Regions from separate parts of the Homo sapiens genome. Here all the other regions are linked to region 1. Evidence: chromatin loops called from intact Hi-C (ENCODE). Cell type or tissue: heart left ventricle. All regions are shown on one strand. Each heading gives the region's core, and the rest is flanking DNA. Links, peaks and the distances in the headings are about the cores only. Region 1 overlaps ALPL (alkaline phosphatase, biomineralization associated). Region 2 has its middle 68 kb from the start of NBPF3. Region 3 overlaps RAP1GAP (RAP1 GTPase activating protein).

Region 1 (7,518 bases), core at 1,274-6,273:
ATCTCTGCCCATCCTGACGATTGCCCTCCTCCCCAGGCAGTGGGGAGCATGTGGTGAGGGCCCAGGGGCAGCTTCAGGTCTGGTGGGATGCAGCCCTGAGCACCACCATGCAGCTATCCGGGTTTTCTTTTCCAGCTGTCTGTAGTGCCAAGCAAGTGGTGGCAAAATCTCCTGCAGACATTTCCCAAGGAACACAGCTCCGCGTCCTGGGTGTCATTAGAGGTTATGGGCTCAGAGCTGTGCACCTGGTGGGTCCTCCAGACACATGCACACAGCCTCTTGCTTGCCTGGGTCACATGGCACACACCCAGTACCACATGGGCTGTGCATGCACCCGTGTATCATGCTGGTTTTGCTCATGGATCTTAGAGCCAGAGTGCTGGGTTCAAATCCAGCTCTACCACCTCTAAGCTGTGTGACCTTGGGCAAGTGATTTCTCCTCTTTCTGCCTCAGTTTCCTCTTCTATAAAGTAGGGATAATGATGCTCCCATAAAATGGAGATAGTGATGGGGCTGGAGACAACCCCTGGGTTGTCATGAGCATGACATGAACTTGTGTTGTATAAGTTATCTGTTGCTGTATAACAAATTATCTCAAAACTTAGGCCAGGTGCAGGCCGGGTGCAGTGGCTCATGCCTGTAATCCCAGCACTTTGGGAGGCCGAGGTGGGCGGAGCACAAGGTCAGGAGATTGAGACCATCCTGGCTAACGAGGTGAAACCCCATCTCTACTAAAAATACAAAAAATTAGCCTGGCGTGGTGGCGGGCGCCTGTAGTCCCAGCTACTCAGGAGGCTGAGGCAGGAGAATGGTATGAACCCGGGAGGCGGAGGTTACAGTGAGCCAAGATCGCACCACTGCACTCCAGCCTGGGTGACAGAGCAAGACTCCGTCTAAAAACAAAAAACAAAGAACAAACACGAAAAAACTTAGGCCAGGTGCAATGGCTCGCGCCTGTAATCCTAGCACTTTGGGAGGCCAAGGCAGGTTGATCACTTGAGCCCAGGAGTTTGAGACCAGCCTGGGAAACATAGCGAGACCTCAATTCTACAAAAATTTTTTAAAAACTGGCCAGGTGTGGTGGCGCACACCTTTAGTCCCAGCTACTCAGGAGGCTGAGGTAGGAGGATCCACCTGAGCCCAGGAGGTTGAGGCTGCAGTGAGTTGTGATTATGCCACTGCACTCCAGCCTGGGTGACAGAGCAAGACCCTATCTTAAAAAAAAGAAAGAAAGAAAACATTAGCCAGGTGTGGTGGTGCCAGCCACTCAGGAAGCTGACGTGGGAGGCTTGCTTGAGCCCAAGAGTTTGAGGCTGCAGTGAGCTATGATCATGCCACTGCACCAGTTTGGGCAACAGAGTGAGACCCTGTCACAAAACAAAACTTAACAGTTTAAAACAAGAGTAAACATTTATTGCCTCACTCAATTTCTTTGGGTCAGGAATCTGGGGACAGCTTAGCTGGGTCTCCCATGAGGTCACAGTCATCTGAAGGCTTGACTGGGGCTGGTGCTTCCAGGATGGTTCACTCACATGGCTGGCGAGTTGGTCTTGGCTGTTGGCAGGAGGCCTCAGTTCCTTGGCACATTGCTCTCTATAGAGCAGCTTGAGTGTCCTCATTACATGGTGGCTGGCTTCCCACAGAGATCCAAGAGTATATAAACAGAAGCTACAACATTTTATGCCCCAGCCTTCGAAATCACACACCATCATTTCGGTGGCATTCTATGGCATACAAAGGCTAGTGTGGGAGGAGACCACACAAGCGCGTGAATTCCAGGGGGCAGGGGTTATTGGGCACCATCTTGGAGGCTGGCTTTTGCCTGCTTCCAAAGCGCTAACAGCATGTGGCACCAAGTGAACCCTGTGTGCATGGGAGCTATTGTTCGGCTGTGTACCCACTCACAGAGGGGCAGGGTGTTCTGGAAGGACACCAGAATTGGAAGGACACCAGAATCAGAAGCACCAGCATGGGACACATGGAACTTTGTGCCATGGGCAAGGAATGGATCATTCTCCTTATGTCACAAGTGAGAAAACGGAGCCCAGTGAGCAGGAGGGACAATGATTCCAAACCTTCTGCTGTTTCGCTGCACAGGCCACCGTGCCCTTCAAATCCAACATGTAAATGCACACACACTCTAGCGGCCCCATCGAGTCCAGGCTGTGACCCTCTGCCTTGGGGCCACAGTGCTGTGTGCTGAGCCCTGCAGGCTGGAGGCAGACTGACTGATGGATTTGAACCCCAGATCTGCCACTTCTCAGCTGACAATAGCAAGTTATGGAACACCTCTGGGCCTCAGTGCTCCTCATCTGTGAAACGGGCATGGTGATCCCACCGCGCCATAGTGGTGGGAATGAAAATGAAAGGAATTGGGGCTGGGTGCGGAGGCTCACGCCTGTAATCCCAACACTTTGGGAGGCCGAGGTGGGCGGATGACCTGAGGTCAGGAGTTCGAGACCAGCCTGGCTAACATGGTGAAACCCTGTCTCTACTTAAAATACAACAAAAATTAGCTGGGTGTGGTGATGCATGTCTGTAATCCCAGCTATTCAGGAGGCTAAGGCAGGAGAATCACTTGAACCCGGGAGGCAGAGGTTGCAGGGAGCCGAGATCGCACCACTGCACTCCAGCCTGGACAACAGAGTGAGACTCTGTCTCAAAAAAAAAAAAGAAAAGAAAAGAAAAAGAAAAAAGAAAAAAAAAGGAATTGGGGGCCTAATTCTGGGCCCACAAAAATCACCCAGATAAGGATCCTCCCAGCCACCATACTCTACCCCAAGCTGGCTGTGGGGAGCCTGCATTCCCTGAGACACCCCAGCTTCCTTGGAGTCCTCCTAGCCGGGTCACAGCCTCTCAGCATCCACATCCTCCTGGCGTCCTCCTCAGGTCTCTTCGAGCCAGGGGACATGCAGTACGAGCTGAACAGGAACAACGTGACGGACCCGTCACTCTCCGAGATGGTGGTGGTGGCCATCCAGATCCTGCGGAAGAACCCCAAAGGCTTCTTCTTGCTGGTGGAAGGTAGGGACCCCGGGTCTGCTGAGAGGGGGCTGCTGGAAACACGGCCCTGGTGTCAGGATGGAGAAGTCCAGCTCTTAAAGGGAACTGACTGGTTTGGGGGTGAAGGGAGAGGTCCCTTTAGGAGAATAGGTTGTGGAAGGAGACGGGTGGCACTGTAGACACTCCCAGCCCAGCAAGCTGCTCTCCTTTGGGCATGGAGATGCAAGTTAGGTTCAGCAATCCAGGAAGGCTTCCTGGGAGAGGAGGCAGATTTCTCCCCTTTGGTAGTCTTTCTTGGGGACCTGGCCCTGAAGGGGCAAGCAGCCCCTCAGCCTCACTGCCCAGAAAAGCAAATCCGCAGGCCCCGGCTTTCCCACGCTGTGTGCTGATGTTCCCAGGCTCTTTCAGCGCCGGCCAGGGGCCTTGCAGACAGACCTGAATTCTTGGCCTGGCGCTGCCATCTGCTGGCGGTGTGACCTCTACCTGTGCACTTCTGTTATGTGAAGCCAAAAATAGCATCTGTCTCCTGGAGAGTGATTCGCCTCCATTGTGTTCAGAGACATAAAGTACTTGGAACGGGGCCCAGTAAAGAATAAACCGTGTTTCTATTATTAGCCTTGTTATGGCTACACAATAGTTAAGGCGGGAACAATAGGAAGTGTGAGGAAGTGATAAAGATTCCAGAAACCTTCCAGTGCTAACAGCCCTTGCCCACCGCAGTTCCTCATGTTGCCCTGCTAACATCGGTATGTATACACACACATGCACACACGTGAACATGTTTGCACATATGCTCCCCACGCATACACACATGCTCAGCGCCTCCGCCTTCCAGAGGTGAGCGTCCGCCAGCCCAGCTTGGCTGCTTTCTTGCCAAACCCCGGGGTTCCCACTCGAGCACAGCGGTCTTGGCCTGGCCCCGAACAGGCCTCTGACGCCAAGGAGCCAGCCAGAAACCAGCGGTGGTGAGCACGGGCTCCCCCGGGAGCGGTTTCCTTTGTGAGCAAGGCCAGGATGGGCCGCCCAGGCTAGCTGCTCCCAGAGCCACAACAAAGGGAGGACACGCCCTGCCAGCCTGCCGGGCCACCGCGAGGCTCAGACTGGTGGGAACAGAGGGCTGCCTGGCGCCCAGGACCCTCCAAGCTGGGAGTGTCCACCAGGCAGCGCCCTCCTGTTAGCAAGGGAAGTGTTCCTTTAAGGTCACAGAGCCCTCGGCTGCTGGGCCAAGCCTCCAGCCAGGCCCCTGCACTCACCCGGAGGTGGGAAGCGGGGGCGGAGGCTGCGAGGGTTCAGGCTTCGGCAGGGCTTTGTGGAACCTGCCACAGGCACTGCCCAGGCACTGGGGACTTTCACTACCTCTGGGAGCTCCGTGCTTTCTTTTTAGAGGGGATGATTTGAGGTAGAGATGAAAAACGGGGTTAGGACGAGTCACACCTGAATTCACATCCTGGCAAATCCCACCGTGGGCTTCCCCACACTAGGCCTCAGTTGCTCCATCTGTAAACAGGACTGATCATATTCCTCTCTGCCCAGCATTGCTGTTCAGGGGAAAAGAGACATGGGTGTGTCGTGCCTGGCACATTGTAGGGATTCCAGCGTGCCCCCTTCCCTACCTCCCAAAGGCTTCAGTGCCTCCTTCAAGCAGCTAGAGACAGTGCTGGGAGGGGCGGTGGGAGGAGTACAGCTTCCCGGCCTGGTGAATTTGATTACACATCTGGACTTTGCAGCCCCCATGCATGTGCCTTTGGCACCGGGGCTGTCCCTCTCTGGCCTCCGTCAGGTTGAATGGCTGCGTAAAATGCCTAGGCTGTGGTGCTAGCTCAGAGTGGTGCCCGGCGAAGGTTCCTGTCCTTCCCTAGCTAACAAAGGTTAATCCAGCAGCAGTGTTGTGGGGCTGGGGAGCAGATCTTCCTCCCCTCCTCCCTCACCGAGGCCTTTGCCTTGGTGTCCCAAGGAGGCAGAATTGACCACGGGCACCATGAAGGAAAAGCCAAGCAGGCCCTGCATGAGGCGGTGGAGATGGACCGGGCCATCGGGCAGGCAGGCAGCTTGACCTCCTCGGAAGACACTCTGACCGTGGTCACTGCGGACCATTCCCACGTCTTCACATTTGGTGGATACACCCCCCGTGGCAACTCTATCTTTGGTAGGTGGGCCTTCTTTGGGGTGGACACTCCTGGGGTCTCCTGTCTACCCACCTGGGAGCAGGAGTGGGTGGGAGAGCCAGCAAGCCCAGAGCATGGTGGGGACTCAATGACAACTGGGTGGGGAGGAAGAGTTACTGGGGATGGGGAGAAAATGCAGGGTGAGGCAGGGGAGTGAGTTGAGTGGTGGTCGGGTAGACAGGCAGGTGGGTGGATGGATGGCCACGTTGACCATGGCTGGGCGAGAACGTGGATAGATGAATGAGAGAGGATGGCTGGCTGGATGATGGATGGATGATGGATGGATGGATGGATGGATGGATGGATGGATGATGGATGGATGGATGGGTGGATGGATGGATGGGTGGATGGATGGATGGATGGGTGGATGGATGAATGGGAGGGACATGGGTACAATGAAAACTGGGGAATGGTTAGTTGGAAATAATAAGGTTTAGAAGGTGGCTTCTTGGAGGCATTGCAGGGCCCTTCAAAGAAGATCCCAGGGGTTACCAAGCCACCAAGGAGCCTAATCTGGGGGCTGGGGACTGTACTCCTGGGGCCCCAGCATGACCCCTGAACACCCCCTCCCTGTGCAGGTCTGGCCCCCATGCTGAGTGACACAGACAAGAAGCCCTTCACTGCCATCCTGTATGGCAATGGGCCTGGCTACAAGGTGGTGGGCGGTGAACGAGAGAATGTCTCCATGGTGGACTATGGTGAGACCTCCAGGACCCAGGGCTGGGAGGGGACAGGGCACCCCTCGGGGATGGGCTTGGGAATAGGGTGTCAGCTTGTGGTCAAGGTCAGGGGTCTCAGAATGACTGGGGCTTGAGTCCCAGTTTGATTGTTGAGTCCCAGGTTGTTTGATTCAAACAACCTCAGTTTGAATCGCCTTCTACAATCTAGCAGCTCTGAGACTTTGGGCATGTGACTTCATCTTTCTCTGCTTCAGTTTCCTCTCTAAAAGGGTTCTACCTTTGACGGTTGTCTGAATGACCAAATGGGTCTGATGAGCTTAGCATAGTGCCTGGCACAAGTAGGTGCTCAATATTTTATACTCATTTTTCTTGGCCCTATAATATTCCAGTATACGAGACTTTGCAGTTAGTTCATCCCATCCCATATCATTCATTCGTTCTTGATACTCCCAGTGGTTCTAGGGGGTCTAAAGATGCAGCAATGGTAAGAGTCTCCCCGTCAACTCTCCCTGCTAATCCAAGCAGCCCAAATGAGGTTAATTTTCTCTGTTGGGGGTTGAGAATGCAGACTCCTGTGTCAGAACAGGCTCAGGTTCAAATCCCGTGGCCTTAGGCAAAATGACTTTCCCACATTGAGCCTCCTTTTCCTCTTCTGTGAAATGGGAGCATTCAAGCCAGCCTGGAAGGGAGATGGAAAAGCTGCGTGCGCAGCGCCAGGCCCCTGGCAGGCTCTCAGCAGGTGTTTCCCCTGGCCCACAGCTCACAACAACTACCAGGCGCAGTCTGCTGTGCCCCTGCGCCACGAGACCCACGGCGGGGAGGACGTGGCCGTCTTCTCCAAGGGCCCCATGGCGCACCTGCTGCACGGCGTCCACGAGCAGAACTACGTCCCCCACGTGATGGCGTATGCAGCCTGCATCGGGGCCAACCTCGGCCACTGTGCTCCTGCCAGCTCGGCAGGCAGCCTTGCTGCAGGCCCCCTGCTGCTCGCGCTGGCCCTCTACCCCCTGAGCGTCCTGTTCTGAGGGCCCAGGGCCCGGGCACCCACAAGCCCGTGACAGATGCCAACTTCCCACACGGCAGCCCCCCCCTCAAGGGGCAGGGAGGTGGGGGCCTCCTCAGCCTCTGCAACTGCAAGAAAGGGGACCCAAGAAACCAAAGTCTGCCGCCCACCTCGCTCCCCTCTGGAATCTTCCCCAAGGGCCAAACCCACTTCTGGCCTCCAGCCTTTGCTCCCTCCCCGCTGCCCTTTGGCCAACAGGGTAGATTTCTCTTGGGCAGGCAGAGAGTACAGACTGCAGACATTCTCAAAGCCTCTTATTTTTCTAGCGAACGTATTTCTCCAGACCCAGAGGCCCTGAAGCCTCCGTGGAACATTCTGGATCTGACCCTCCCAGTCTCATCTCCTGACCCTCCCACTCCCATCTCCTTACCTCTGGAACCCCCCAGGCCCTACAATGCTCATGTCCCTGTCCCCAGGCCCAGCCCTCCTTCAGGGGAGTTGAGGTCTTTCTCCTCAGGACAAGGCCTTGCTCACTCACTCACTCCAAGACCACCAGGGTCCCAGGAAGCCGGTGCCTGGGTGGCCATCCTACCCAGCGTGGCCCAGGCCGGGAAGAGCCACCTGGCAGGGCTCACACTCCTGGGCTCTGAACACACACGCCAGCTCC
Region 2 (6,608 bases), core at 1-5,000, 200 kb before region 1:
CTTGGATAAGTCCTGTGACCCTGGTGAGCCTGAATTGGCTCACTTACCTGTGTTGTGGGGAGAATAACCCTTCTCTCTCAGAGTCATAGTGAATTTAAATGATCACATTTGCATATAGCTTCAGGCTCATCCTAGGAGCTCCTGGCAGCCAGGAATGGTAAAGAGGCACCACATCCTACACCTGGGTCTGCAGGCCCATAGAGGGGACCCAGCAACTTCACTGACTTGCTGGGGGATGTCAGCCAAGTCCCTTTACATTCTAGGACTCTGTTAGCTCCCTTTTAAAATAAGGAGAATAAGGCCAGGCATGGTGGCTCATGCCTGTAATCCCAGCACTTTGGGAGGCCAAGGCAGGCAGATCACTTGAGGTCAGGAGTTCGAATCCAGCCTGGCCAACATGGTGAAACTCTGTCTCTACTAAAAATACAAAAATTAGCCGGGTGTGGTGGCACGTACCTGTAGTCCCAGCTATTTGGGAGCCTGAGGCAGGAGAATCACTTGAACCCGGGAGGCAGAGGTTGCAGTGAGCAGAGATCACGCCACTGCACTCCAGCCTGGGCGATAGAACAAGACTCCATCTCCAAAAAAACACAAAGTAAAAAAGAAATATGCGTAAGAGTTTTGCATACTTTGTTGGCACTGTGAGGTCTCCTCTGAGAGTTGGGGAGGCCATACAGGCTGTATTTGTGGGAGGAGCATTGAGGGTGTGGAGTGAATGGCAAAGGTTTCATCCCACGTTGTGGAAAGTGGGAGAGAAGGTTTAAGGAGGTGATGAATTTAAAGAGCCCGGTGCAGCTCTGACTCCTGAGGGAGAGCTGGGCTAATGTTGGCTGTTCTCGTTCTCCTTATTAATTATATTGGGGCACTTTTGGAGGCCAAGGCGGGAGGATCGCTTGAACCTAGGAGTTCAAGACCAGCCTGGGCAACATAGTGAGACCCCATCTCTACAAAAAATAAAACAATTAGCCAGGCATGGTAGTGTATGCCTGATGCTGAGGCGGGAGGGTCACTTGAGCCCAGGAGGTCAAGGCTGCAGTGAGCTATGATTGCACCACTGTACTCTAGCCTGGGCAAGAGAGCAAGACCCTGTCCTTAAGGGGGGGAGGGGAAAGTATTGGGTTCAAACCCAGCACTATCCCTTAGTTAAGTGACTTATCTCAGTGTTTTAGTTTCCAATCTGTAAAACAGGGACAATAACAGAACCTACCTCAGAAAGTTGCTGTGAAGATTCCCTTAGAAAAAGCATGTTAATGGCCGGTACTGTTATGGCTGGGCGCGGTGGCTCACGCCTATAATCCCAGCACTTTGGGAGTCCGAGGCAGGCAGATCACTTGAGGTCAGGAGTTTGAGACCAGCCTGGCCAACATGGTGAAACCCCCGTCTCTACCCAAAATACAAAAATTAGCTGGTCTTCTTAGTGGGTGCCTGTAGTCCCAGCTACTTGGGAGGCTGAGGCAGGAGAATCGCTTGAACCCGGGAGGCCGAGGTTGCAGTCAGCAGAGATTGCCACTGCACTGCAGCTTGGGTGACAACAGTGAAGTGACAGCTTGTGGTAAAAAGGGTAGCTCAGGCTCCATCCCTGCGCCTGGACAACTGTCGAGGTCTTCTAAGAAACTGACCAGCAGGGGACAGCAGGTGTCCATCCAGGGAAGGACTCGATGCAAGCCTTCAGGCTGTGATACCCAAGAAGTGATGGGGGCTGGAGGGGAGCCCAGAGCACCATGGAAGCCCTGTGGGGTGGGGAATGGGGCTAGGAGTGGATTGGGGTGCCCCAAGCTCAGGTGGGTGAGGAGCAACCAGGTCAAGCTCAGGGAGCCTCTGGGAATAGGTGGGAACAGCTTTAGGGGCAGAGAGTAGCAGCAGCCTCAGACGAACCAAGAAGGAAATGAACAGACAGAAGGATACTGGCTATTTCCCCAGGCTCAGAGCAGACCCACGTGGGGTGAACAGGGACATTCTGGGTAGAAGAGGATGAGGGACCAGGTCCAAGACGAGCGCGATGGCTCACACCTGTAATCCCAGCACCTTGGGGGTTGGGGGCAGGAGGATCGCTAGAGCCCAGGAGGTCTAGGCTATAGTGAGCTATGATTGTACCACTGCACTCCAGCCTGAATGACAGAGTGAGACCCTGTCTCTTTAAAAAAAAAAAAAAAAGAAGAAGAAGAAGGAGTTGGGGCAGTGGGGAGGAATAGCATTGGGAGATATACCTTATAGAAATGACGAGTTAATGGGTGCAGCACACCAACATGGCGCATGTACACATATGTAACAAACCTGCACGTTGTGCACACATACACCCTAGAACTTAAAGTATAATTAAAAAAAAAAAAAAGAAGGAGTTGGGGCAGTGGAGTGGAATAGCATTAGGAGATATACCTAATATAAATATATAAATGACGAGTTAATGGGTGCAGCAAACCAACATGGCGCATGTACACTTATGTAACAAACCTGCACGCTGTGCACACATACACCCTAGAACTTAAATTAAAAAAAAAAAAAAAGAAGACAAAGAAGTCCAATGTAAGAATGAGCCTTGCTTGAGTAAGGGGATCTGGGGAGGAAAGGGACTTTGTGCTGGGAAGGAAAGGGCAGAGTCCAGGCTGGGATTTGGGATTGGGAGTGGGGGAGTGAAAGAGTTGGGCAGGGCTTTGTGGCCTGGGATTTGGAAAGCAGGGTTGGCAGCAGGGAGCTGGGGCAGAGAACCAGGCTGGGGGCCTAGGGGAGGAGGGGAGGGGAAGACCAATCAGGCCTCTAGAAGAGGCAGCTCCCCAGAAACAATCCCGGAGCCAGGCTTAGCCTCGCCGGACCTCACCAGGCCTCGAGCTTCCAGTGCCCAGTACCAGGCCTCTGAAGGGCCAGGGAGGACGTGGGGTGAGCCCGTGACACACCAGGCTTGACTCCCCTGCCAGTGGGGAGTAAGGAAGCCTCTTCTTCTTCCTTCTCCCAGGCCCCTGCCTGGAGCTCAAAACCCAGAGCCCATTGTTAGACATGGAGATCCACACAAGGTTACAGGCATAGCCGGGTCTGGAGCTGCAGACTCACGGCCCTGGCTGTCTGAGTAGATGGCGCTCACACCAAGTGGTGTTTCCCTTCTTCACCAGCTTTTTTTTTTTTTTTTTTTTTGAGACAGGGTCTTACTCTGTCGTTCAAGCTGGAGTGCAGTGGTGTGATCACAGCTCACTACAGCCTCGACCTCCCAGGCTTGAGCAATCCTCCTGCCTCAGCCTTCCCAGTAGCTGGGACCACAGACACACCACCATGCCCGGCTAATTTTTCAATGTTTTGTAGGGATGGGGTCCCGCCATGTCGCCCAGGCTGATCCAGCTTCTGTCTGTGTCTCTGAAGCTTGCCCTGAACCCCCTGGAGAGTGTCTGGGAATCACAAAGGCCTCCACTGTCAGGGCTAGAACAGGGTTCTAGCTCAGGGTTGCCTGAGCCCATGCTCCCATTTTATGGAGGAGGAAATCAACGCACAAGGCCATGGAGGCCGAGTTGTATGGAAAAACAGGACTGGAGCTCCCAGTCCAGGGTTCTTTTTTCTGATCTGCAGCATTAAGCAGATAACCACGCAGTGGCTGCGCCAATCCTGCCTGACAAAGGCCCAGGGGAGTGACATCCCCAAGAGGGTTCTAAAATGTCTCTGACTCTGTGATCTTTGTCAAGCCCATCCCTCTCTCTGGGTATAAATGTATTTAAACTCTAAGACAAGCGGATCAGAAAAAAATGGGGAATCGTTTAGCTCATTTTATGAGGCAATATCATCTTACTTTCAAAACTGGAAAAACAAAACATGAAAAGAGAATTAGGCTGGAGCGAGGTGGCTCATGCCTGTAATCCTAGGACTTTGGGAGGCCTAGGTGGGTGGATTGCTGGATCCCAGGAATTCGCGACCAGCCTGAGCAACCTGAAGAAACCCCTTCTCTACAAAAAATACAAAAATTAGCCGGGCATGGTGGCGGGTGCCTGTAGTCCTAGCTAGTCAGGATGCTGAGGTGGGAAAGTCACCTGAGCCCGGGAGGTCAAGGCTGCAGTGAGCCGTGATTGTGCCACTGCACTCCAGCCTGGGTGACAGAGTGAGACCCTGTCTCAATTGAAAAGCAAAGCAAAGCAAAGCAAAGCAAAAGAAAATTACAGGTTATTTTCACCTATAAACACAAGATGAAAATCTTAAAAATATTGGCTAACTGAATTCTGTGTTTATTTCTTTATGTATTTATTTTTTATTTTATTTTTTGAGACAGGGTCTCACTCTGTCACCCAGGCTGAAGTGCAGTGCTATGATCACAACTCACTGCAGCCTCGACCTCCCTGGGCTTAGGTGATCCTCCCACCTCAGCCTCCCAAGCAGCTGGGACTACAGGGGTGCGCCATCACACTCAGTTAATTTTTGTATTTTTTGTAGAGCTGGGGCTTTGCTATGTTCCCCAGGCTGTTCTCAAACTCCTGGGCTCAAGCAATCCACCCCCTACTTAGGCCCTGAAAGTGCTGGATGGTGTGAGCCACCGTGCCCAGTCTTATGTTTATTTTTTTTGGAATCACAACCAAAATAGGGTGTATTCCACATAAGAAAGGAGAATTAACCATCAGAAAATGTATACATTAAATTTTCCATGTTAATTAATAGACTAGAGAAGAAAAACCATGTGATTATTTCATTGGAGGGACACATGTACATAAAAGACTTTTGATAAATTCAGCAATAATTTTGATTTTTAAAAATTATTAGCAAACAAGGAACAGAAAATAACTTATAAAAGTGTATAAAAATTACATGCCAGGCCGGGCGCGGTGGCTCACGCCTGTAATCCCAGCACTTTGGGAGGCCAAGGCGGGAAGATCACGAGGTCAGGAGATCAAGACCTTCCTGGCTAACATGGTGAAACCCCATCTCTACTAAAAATACAAAAAATTAGCCAGGCGTGGTGGCGGGCGCCTGTAGTCCCAGCTACTTGGGAGGCCAAGGCAGGAGAATGGTGTGAACCCGGGAGACGGAGCTTGCAGTGAGCCCAGATAGCACCACTGCACTCCAGCCTGGGTGACAGAGCAAGACTCCATCTCAAAATAAATAAATAAATAAAATTTTAAAAAAATTACATGCCAAAATTTAGCAAATATATCTTTTTTTTTTTGAAACAGGATATTACTCTGTCGCCCAGGTTGGAGTGCAGAGGCATGAACACAGCTCACCGCAACCTCCAACTCCTGGGCTCAAGCTATCTTCTCACCTCAGCCTCCTAAGTAGCTGGGACTACAGGTGTGCACCACCACACCCAGCTATTTTTAAAATTTACTTTATGTAGAAACAGGGTCTCACTATGTTGCCCAGGCTGGTCTCAAACTCCTGGCCTCAAGCAATCCTCCCCACTTGGCCTCCCAAAGTGTTGGGATTATAGGCATGAGCCACCACACCTAGCCGAAATATATATATGTGTATATATACATATATATATATGTATATATACACATATGTGTATATATACATATATATGTATATATACACATATGTGTATACATATATATATACACATATGTGTGTATATACATACATATATATATATATATATATATACACACACACACATATGTGTATATATATATTTTTTTGAGATGAAGTCTCACTCTGTTGCTCAGGCTAGAGTGATGTGATCTCAGCTCACTGCAACCTCTGCCTCCTGCCTCCCGAGTTCAAGCAATTCTGTCTCAGCCTCCCAAGTAGCTGGGACAACAGGCACCCATCACCATGCTCGGCTAATTTTTGTATTGTTTTTAGCAGAGATGGGATTTCACCATATTGGTCAGGCTGGTCTCGAACTCCTGACATCAGGTGATCCGCCGGCCTCAGCCTCCCAAATATAGTCTTATAGGACAAGCTTTAAGTACCTCCAAGATTGGAAACAACTCAAGGATGCCTGAAATCACGGATACTACTTAACTTAGCCCTAGAGTTCTTTCTTTTTCTTTTTTTTTTTTTTTTTGAGATGGAGTCTTGCTCTTTTTCCCAGTCTGGAGTACAGTGACGCGATCTTGGCTCACTGCAACCTCCTCTTCCCAGGTTCAAGTGATTCTCCTGCCTCAGCCTCTTGAGTAGCTGGGATTACAGGTGTCTGCCACCGCATCCAGCTAATTTTTGTATTTTTAGTAGAGATGGGGTTTCGTCATGTTGGCCAGGATGGTCTCGAACTCCTGACCTCAAGTGATCCACCCACCTCGGCCTCCCAAAATGCTGGGATTACAGGTGTAAGCCACCGCTCCCTGCAGTCCTAGAGTTCTTGCTGACATTTCAGAGAAACGGAAAAGTGTGAGGATTGAAAAATAAGAGGGAAAACTGTGATTACTTGCAGATTATATAGTCACCTACAAAGAAAAACCGATAGAATAATTACCAGATAAAAGGCCTACCTATTAATATAAAAACTAGGCCGGGCACAGTGGCTCATGCCTGTAATCCTAGCACTTTGGGATGCCGAGGTGGGCGGATCACCTGAGGTCAGGAGTTCGAGACCAGCCTGGCCAACATGGTGAAACCCCATTTCTACTAAAAACACAAAAATTAGCTGGGTGTGGTGGCATGCACCTGTAATTCCAGCCAGTCGGGAGGCTGAGGCA
Region 3 (7,360 bases), core at 1-5,000, 85 kb after region 1:
AGTCATCTAACTCATGCCTGTAGAGATCACATCAAGATCAAATGCATGCAGACAGGCTCACATGAACATCAGCCCCCATGCTGCAAACCCACAAGTACGTGCACATGCAAAGGTCAACTCCAGCTCCCACCCTTAGGTCCCCCATCAGTGCACATGCACCTACTGACTCCGGCTGCGTTAGTACATGCATGTAAATACACACTGATGACAGCACATACAGGCACAGGAATCTCAGGCCCACACATCCTTACTCAAATCACATTATTTATGTTCATACAATATACACAGACAGATGTGTACACACCTCACAAACACGCATGGAGCATCCAGCTAACTACTGGGAAGAAATAAAGGTAGGAGACAGAATGGCTCTTTGGGGGTCAGAGAAGAGTGCAATTGCTGCATCTCCAGGATTGCAGAGTGGAGGCCAAGACACCTCTCATGTATTACAGGCTGGTGTCTAGCCGGCCAGCCCCCATCTCCTACCTCCACTGCTATGGGCGTGGCCCTCCCAGCCCATTTTCGGGGCAGTTGGACAAAGCTGGGAGACTGCTTGAGGCCCAGAGCTCCCCTCAGGAAGCTGGGCTGGCGGAGTCCTGACCTGGGGAGACCTGCCTGTGGCCCCAGCTCTGCTGGCAACCCACCATTTCTCATCACAAGTGCCTTCCCACTTCTGGCCTCTGCTGGTTCATCTATAATGGGGGGAGAGAGTTTCCCAACAGTTCCTTATGATACCACCCTCCCAGGAGGCCAACCAGTCTGGGACTCTGAGAGCCCCTCTCCACCCCGACAAGGCCCTCATTGAGGCAGTGGCTCTCAACAAGGGTGGCTCTGCCCCCCAGAGGGCGCCAGGGTGGTTTCAGTCCTCAGAAATGACGGGGTCGCCACTGTCATTCAGTGGGTGGGGGACAGGAAAGCTACGCTGGTGAGAGTCCCACTTCAGGAGATTTGTTGTTCATCAGATATCCTCCTAGATATTCAAGTGGGTAAAAAGCCCGGGTAACCCATCCTAGAACCTAACTCTGGTTTACAAATGAATATTTTTTGGTGTGGCTTTAATCCATAATACATTTTTCAAAGGTGCAGCTACTGAAGTCATTCTGAACTAGAGGTCAGGTACAGCGACATGACTTTCTGCTCTTAAATCTAAGGGTAGGCCGGGCTCAGTGGCTCACATCTGTAATCCCAGCACTTTGGGAGGCTGAGGCGGGTAGATCACCTGAGGCCAGGAGTTCGAGACCAGCCTGACCAATATGGTGAAACCTTGTCTCTACTAAAAATACAAAAATTAGCCAGGTGTGGTGGCATGCGCCTGTAGTCTCAGCTACTCAGGAGGCTGAGACAGGAGAATTGCATGAACCCAGGAGGCGGAGGTTGCAGTGAGCTAAGATCACAGCACTACACTCTAGCCTGGAGTTTTTGAGACTCTGTCTCAAAAAACAAAAACAAAAACAAAAAATCTAAGGGTAGGCTGGGCAAGGTGGTTCACACCTGTAATCCCAGCACCTTGAGAGGCTGAGGTGAGAGGACTGCTTAAGCCCAGAAGTTCGAGACCGGCCTGGTAACAAAGCAAGACTCCATCTCTATTACGATAATTTTAATTTTTTTAAATCTAAGGGTATATTTTTAATAAATAGGTGCCCAAGGCTGGTTACTTCTTTGGCTCTTGTGGTGTGGTCATGCCACAGCATTCATGTAGGGAGGTGGAGGGCCTTTTTCATCTCTTATGCCAGTATATAGTTGGTTTTTGAAGTCAGGTGTGTAGGCAGGCTTATTTCCTAGGAATATCATGACAGGAAAATGAAGAACGCTTTTTTTTTTTTTTTGAGACGGAGTTTTGCCCTTGTCGCCCAGGCTGGAGTGCAATGGCGCGATCTCGGCTCACCGCAACCTCCACCTCAGTAGCTGGGATTACAGGCATGCACCATCAGGCCCAGCTAATTTTTGTATTTTTAGTAGAGTCGGGGTTTTTCCATGTTGGTCAGGCTGGCCTCGAACTCCCGACCTCAGGTGATGCGCCCGCCTTAGCCTCCCAAAGTGTTGGGATAACAGGCGTGAACCACAGTGCCCGGCCGAAGAACGCTTTTTAAAACGTGTTCTCTAATGGGTCCGGGAGTCCGCCGCGGTCTCGGGCGCCACCAATTGGCCGTCATAAGAACTGCAGGCGACGGCCGCCCGGGCTCCAGGACCAGGGACAGCGCCCCGGGAGCATCTCAGAGAAGGGTGGGGACCCGGAGCCGCCGGGACAGCGCCCCCAGTCACCGGCCGCGCGCTCGCCACCCCCCGCACTTCCTCACCCCTCCCTTACATGGAGGCGGCCCCAGCGCCCGTCCTCGCCCTCTCCCCGGCGCCAGGCGCCGCCGCACGTCTCCCAGCTCACAAGGGCGCACCTGCGCCCGCCCACTGTGCTCTCGCCGCCCCCTCCCGCGGGACCCGTTCTCTCGGTGCGCAGATCACGGGGCCGCACCTACGCGTTCCGGGATCTCTGTGATCCTGACAACAGCCCCGTGAGGCTGATCCTGCAAGAGTTACATGTCTGCCATGGCTGACGGGGGAAATTGAGGTGTGCAAACAGAGCAGATCCAGCTCTTCCGAGCTCTTCGGGACCTCAGTCCCTATCACCCGTGCGCTGCAGCTCAGTGGCACAGCCCCTTCTAGTTCCCGAGGCCCTGTGCCAAGTGCTTTCATCCAGTCCTTAAACCCACCCTGTAAATTAGGTACAATCATCTTCCCCATTTCACAGATCAGGAAGCCAAGGTCCCAGAGGCTGAGTGGCTTGCCTAAGGATCAGTGGATGCAGATATGGCTACAAAACCTCTCTGAGGTCTTCACACTGCTCTGAGTCACTGTGAGGGACGCTCCTGCCAGGGAAAAAGTCCTTCCAACAGTACACACTGCCCTGCCCTGGCTGCTCTGTCCTGGTATCCTCGGGCTTGAATGCCTTCTGGGATAGGATGCGGGCATGGAGCCTCAAGATCTCTCACAGAGGAACCCAATCTCCCCATCCTCACAAGCTTTAGCCTCACAAAGCACCTCCCCAAGACACACAGTAGGTGCTTAATAACCCGTTGCTTGGCTGAAGCCCTGCCTTCCAGGAACCAGGGCTCTAAATGCATAACTACACAGCCTGGATACAGAGCAGGGCAGTGTGAGCCAGTGAGGAAGGGCACAGGCTCAAGAGGGCTGGACAGAGTGGGTTCCAACTCAGCTATATATATTTATTGAGACAGTCTCGCTCTGTCACCCAGGCTGGAGTGCAATGGCACGATCTTGGCTCACTGCAACCTCTGCCTCCAGGGTTCAAGCGATTCTCTCGCTTCAGCCTCCTGAGTAGCCGGGACTACAGGCACCCGCCACCATGCCCGGCTGATTTTTGTATTTTTAGTAGAGATGGGGTTTCACCATTTTGGCCAGGCTGGTCTTCAACTCCCAACCTCAAGTGGTCCTCCCGCCTCAGCCTCCCAAAGTGCCAGGATTACAGGCAAGAGCCACTGCACCCAGCCCCGACTCAGTCTTGAGCTGTGACCGTCAGCCTTAGTTTCCAATCTGGAAAATGGAGATGATACTAGCTCTTAGCTCACAGAGTGATGGCGTGTTAAACAAGGTGATGCACACAGACACCTTAGCATGGTGCCTTGTGCTCACGAACGGCTTGCACGGTGGTGGCTGTTAACACTGTTGCCAGTAGGGTCTTCTTTGGGATACACAAAGCCCAGGAGCCCTAGCTGAGTCATGCCTTCATTTACCCCAGGGGTAAATCAGGTGGGCAGGAGAAGCAGAGGAAGAGGCTGCAAATGTAGTTGGGCTGAGCTGGGGACAGGAGGAGGAGGGAGATGGCTGGGGCGCGGTGGCTCATGCTTGTAATAATCCCAGCACTTTGAGAGACTGAGGCAGGTGGATCGCCTGAGGTCAGGAGTTCGAGAACAGCCTGGCCAATATGGCAAAACCCCATCTCTAGTAAAAATACAAAAATTAGCTGGGCGTAGTGGTGCATGCCTGTAGTCCTGGCTACTCAGCAGGCTGAGGCACAAGAATCGCTTGAATCCAGGAGGCCGAGGTTGCACTGAGCTGAGATCGCACCACTGCACTCCAGTCTGGGCAACAGAGCAAGACTCTGTCTCCAAAAAAAAAAAAAAAGGAGGGAGACGCAGCCATTCTTGGTGGAGGCAGAGAGCTTAGCAGTGTCTGAGACTCCCTGCCTCATGACCTAATCTCTGACCCTCAACCCTGATCAGCTCTATAGTCTCCTTGTTTTAGTGAGCACTCCATAAATGTTCAATGAATGAATGATGGCCTACGTTGACTATGAACATAAAGAAACAGAAAGTCAACTTTAGTCCTATCATAATATACATAAGGCCTGGCATCAGTATGGGTTTGGAATCACATGGACCTGTGCTTAAATTCCTGCTCTGCCACTTCCTGGCTTGTGACTTTGGTCCATTTTCATAACCTCTCAAAGCCTCAGCTTCTTCATCTGTAAAAGAGGATGGCAATGATAATAAAAGTACTTACCGCATAGGATTGTTCTTAGGATTCAGTGTAAACTGCTCACCCCTGGCACATAGTAGGCACACAATAAATGGAGACTGTCTTTAGTACTATTACTGGACACGTGCAAGGACAGCTGTGAGCTGAGCCAGGAAATCTGTGTTCTAAGCCTAGTGCCACCAATGGCTCACAATGTGACTGTGGGCAGCTCCCCAGTTTTCTTCTCTGAATAATGAGGCCCCTCCAAGGGCCCTTCTCAATCTGATTTTCTGGGGCAGCATAGCCCCCATGTGCATGGTGGGCAGAGAAGTCTCTTGGAAACAGCTCTGCCCACCAGTCTGTCTCTTCCAGACCACGCCACTGAAGGGCGTGGTGTTCCCGTGACAGGGAGGAGGCAGGCATCACTGGGAATCTCAGAACCTCATCTGATACTTGCCCTGGCCCCATACAGACCTCTCAGGACCAGCCCCACTCCAATGCAGGGTGCAGCCCCAGAGCCACGTCACACAGGTGCTGGGTCTCAGAAGGAAGAGACCTGTACCAAGGTCAACTGTGTGCCCCTAGGTCCATCTCCTTGCCTCTATGAACCTCAGTTTCCTCACCCACAAAATGTGGATGAATCTTGCTGGCCCCAAGGGCTCCGGCACACTCAGCAGCAACCCAGATGTGAAAGTCCTTTGTGAATTGCTCCCATCAGGCATAATCATGATAATTACTATCTGTAAAACGAGGGGGTTGGACCAGCTGATCTCTGTGGGCTCCTTCCCAGCTCTGAAGCTGGGGATTTCTTGGGTTTCCAAGCTGGGAATTTACACAGACGTAGGGGGCCAGGAGAAGTCAGGGTCTGTGGGACTGTGTGTCCACAGGAACCCCTGAAAAGTTGTCCCCATTCATCCTTTTCCCCCAAGCCAGCCTGGGGCACTGGGCCCCAGGGATAGGCCATGGGGAGGGGGAGCTGGAAGCTTTAGGGCCTGGAAGCTTCAGGGCCACGTCCTGCAGGTGTGAGCCTCCAAGTCTCAGCCCCACCCCTGCTCCTGCCCCTGCCCAGAATTGCTCCCATTACCCAGAGCACAGATTCTGTATGGCGCCCTCCCCAACCCCTTCTCATTCTGCATGCAGTACACAGAAATGGCTAAAAGTAGAGTCACACAACCCTCAATTCAAATCTCAGCCCCAGCCACTCACCAGCTGGGTGACCTGGGGCAGGCTATTTAACCTCTCTGAGCCCTTGAGGGTTGCTAAGAGGATTAAATGAGATAGATCCATGAAAAGTGCTTACATAGGGCCCAGCACACTGCAAGTGCTCAATGAATGCCCCCACCTGCATCCAATTGCTCAGGCCCCATCATGCCTCCCCCCATCCAGAATCTTCCTAGAATTCCTGAGCTAGCTGCCCACTTCCCACCCTGACTGCCATTGGGTGGGCCCAGCATTGTAGAGTTTGTGCAGGACCCAGGCTTCTCTGCCCTTCGGAGGACTACAGAGCCCACACCTCTCCAGCCAGGGAGGGCTGTGGGCTTTGGGGACTCGGACAGGTGAGGTCTTTGTCCCAGCGGCTCTGCCCAGTCCTGTTTCTAGAGGCAGGGAGCCCTGGGAGAGGGGCTGTAAGGGCAACCCTCTATCCCTGGCAGAGCTCCCACACCTCAAGTGAAAGGCAAGTGGTGAATGAGGCAAGGCTAGAGTCTTCAGTCCCATGGCATCCTGAGCCTGCTGCCCGGGTGGGCACAGTGCCTACAGCAGTCTGCCAGCGGGTGGATGGCCTCTCTCTGGACCTCCAACACAGGGGAAGACGCAAGAGGCTGGTGATGGTGACATCAGCTCAGGCCTTGTCCTGGCAGCCTCTCGAGGGTCCCTGACGCTGCCAACTTTTGAGCAAGAAGAATCAGGGCTGCCCTGGCAGTTCTGGCACCGAGCTTGCAGGCAGGAAGAAGTTCCCAAGGTCACCCTCCATCAGCCACCTCCACCCTACCCCTCGAGCCCTGAATCAAGGAGTGAGGCCTTGGAGAGGGCTGTCCTCTGAGCAGGGTACTGGGGTGGCTTTCCCTCGCAGAACTGGGGCCCAGAGTTCAGGAGCCAAGCAGAGGGCTGGACCCATCTGCCCCACCTCCACCTTCCCTCTGCTGCCCCCACAGCCTGGCTGCGGCAGACACATGGCTCCCGTGGCCTTGAGAAGGTCACAGCCTCTGAGGTGGCTCAGGCATCTGATCCTCACCCACTGCCCCCAAACCCCAGCCTTGCCAGCAGATCCACCGTCTCAGGGGAGTCTGAGGAACAGGTACTGTAGTTTCAAGAAATACTGCAATTCCCCCAGAGATACAACAACACACTTGAGGCTCACACAACACAGTCACCAGCTTCAACTCATGGGAGCTGTACTGCAAAGACAGAAACTACATCCTCCCATTCCACAGATGGAAAGGGAGGCTCAAAGAGGCCGGGCGGCTTGCCTGAGCTCACCCAGCTAGTGGGGTGGGGCCAGAAGCGGAACACAAGGTTCCTGACTTCCTGAACCAATGACAGCCCCCGGCTCTCCAGCTCTCATAGCAACCTAGTTCCCGGGTGGCTTGGTGCCTTGATCCTCTTGCCTGCCCCTGGGATGGAAGAGGCTGGAATCCTCTCCTTTGCACACTGGGAGAAAATGAGGCCCAGGGAAACAGGCGAGGGGGCCATCCTTACACAGCAGTGGCAGGGCAGAGAACTACGCCAGGTGGTTCCTCATTCCAGGCTAGTGGGCTCAGCCTGCCCCTCCCGTGTATCCTGCATTGATTTTGGGGAAATGCAGACTCCTCGGCCTGCCATTCAAGGCCCTTAATAGACTGACCCCGATTTGTCCCTACCCCCACCTTCCATGAATCCAACCCAGTGTCCA

Evidence for each region. A loop is a pair of places that touch in the nucleus more often than their neighbours do. Peaks named below come from ENCODE experiments on the same cell type or tissue, not always from the same donor. Only the 100,000 strongest peaks of a DNase experiment are listed, where the experiment ranks them.
Region 2: a loop joins it to region 1, with 16 times the contacts of the local background. A loop is called at or near these places in 50 of 110 quality-filtered maps.
Region 3: a loop joins it to region 1, with 7 times the contacts of the local background. A loop is called at or near these places in 15 of 110 quality-filtered maps.

Annotation. Positions count from the first base shown.
Region 1 is chr1:21,570,776-21,578,293 of GRCh38, forward strand. It overlaps ALPL (alkaline phosphatase, biomineralization associated), which reads left to right. Exons shown (of 12, transcript NM_000478.6): 9 at 2,890-3,024; 10 at 4,958-5,149; 11 at 5,747-5,866; 12 at 6,608-7,518. The coding sequence ends at 6,873. Among named protein-coding and RNA genes, the nearest start is that of LINC02596, 12 kb to the right of the region's middle. RefSeq lists enhancers at 3,373-4,047, 4,048-4,722, 6,797-7,320. In heart left ventricle, for the core only: CTCF peaks have their summits at 3,478 (motif pointing left) and 4,174; DNase peaks (open chromatin) are centred at 3,446 and 4,006; H3K27ac peaks cover 2,058 bases.
Region 2 is chr1:21,369,106-21,375,713 of GRCh38, forward strand. No RefSeq gene overlaps it. Among named protein-coding and RNA genes, the nearest start is that of NBPF3, 68 kb to the right of the region's middle. In heart left ventricle, for the core only: a CTCF peak has its summit at 1,625 (motif pointing right); DNase peaks (open chromatin) are centred at 1,608 and 2,799.
Region 3 is chr1:21,657,131-21,664,490 of GRCh38, forward strand. The region is part of intron 1 of RAP1GAP (RAP1 GTPase activating protein); the gene reads right to left. Among named protein-coding and RNA genes, the nearest start is that of RAP1GAP, 8.5 kb to the right of the region's middle. RefSeq lists silencers at 2,226-2,385, 2,456-2,505. In heart left ventricle, for the core only: CTCF peaks have their summits at 2,140 (motif pointing left) and 2,355; a DNase peak (open chromatin) is centred at 2,201.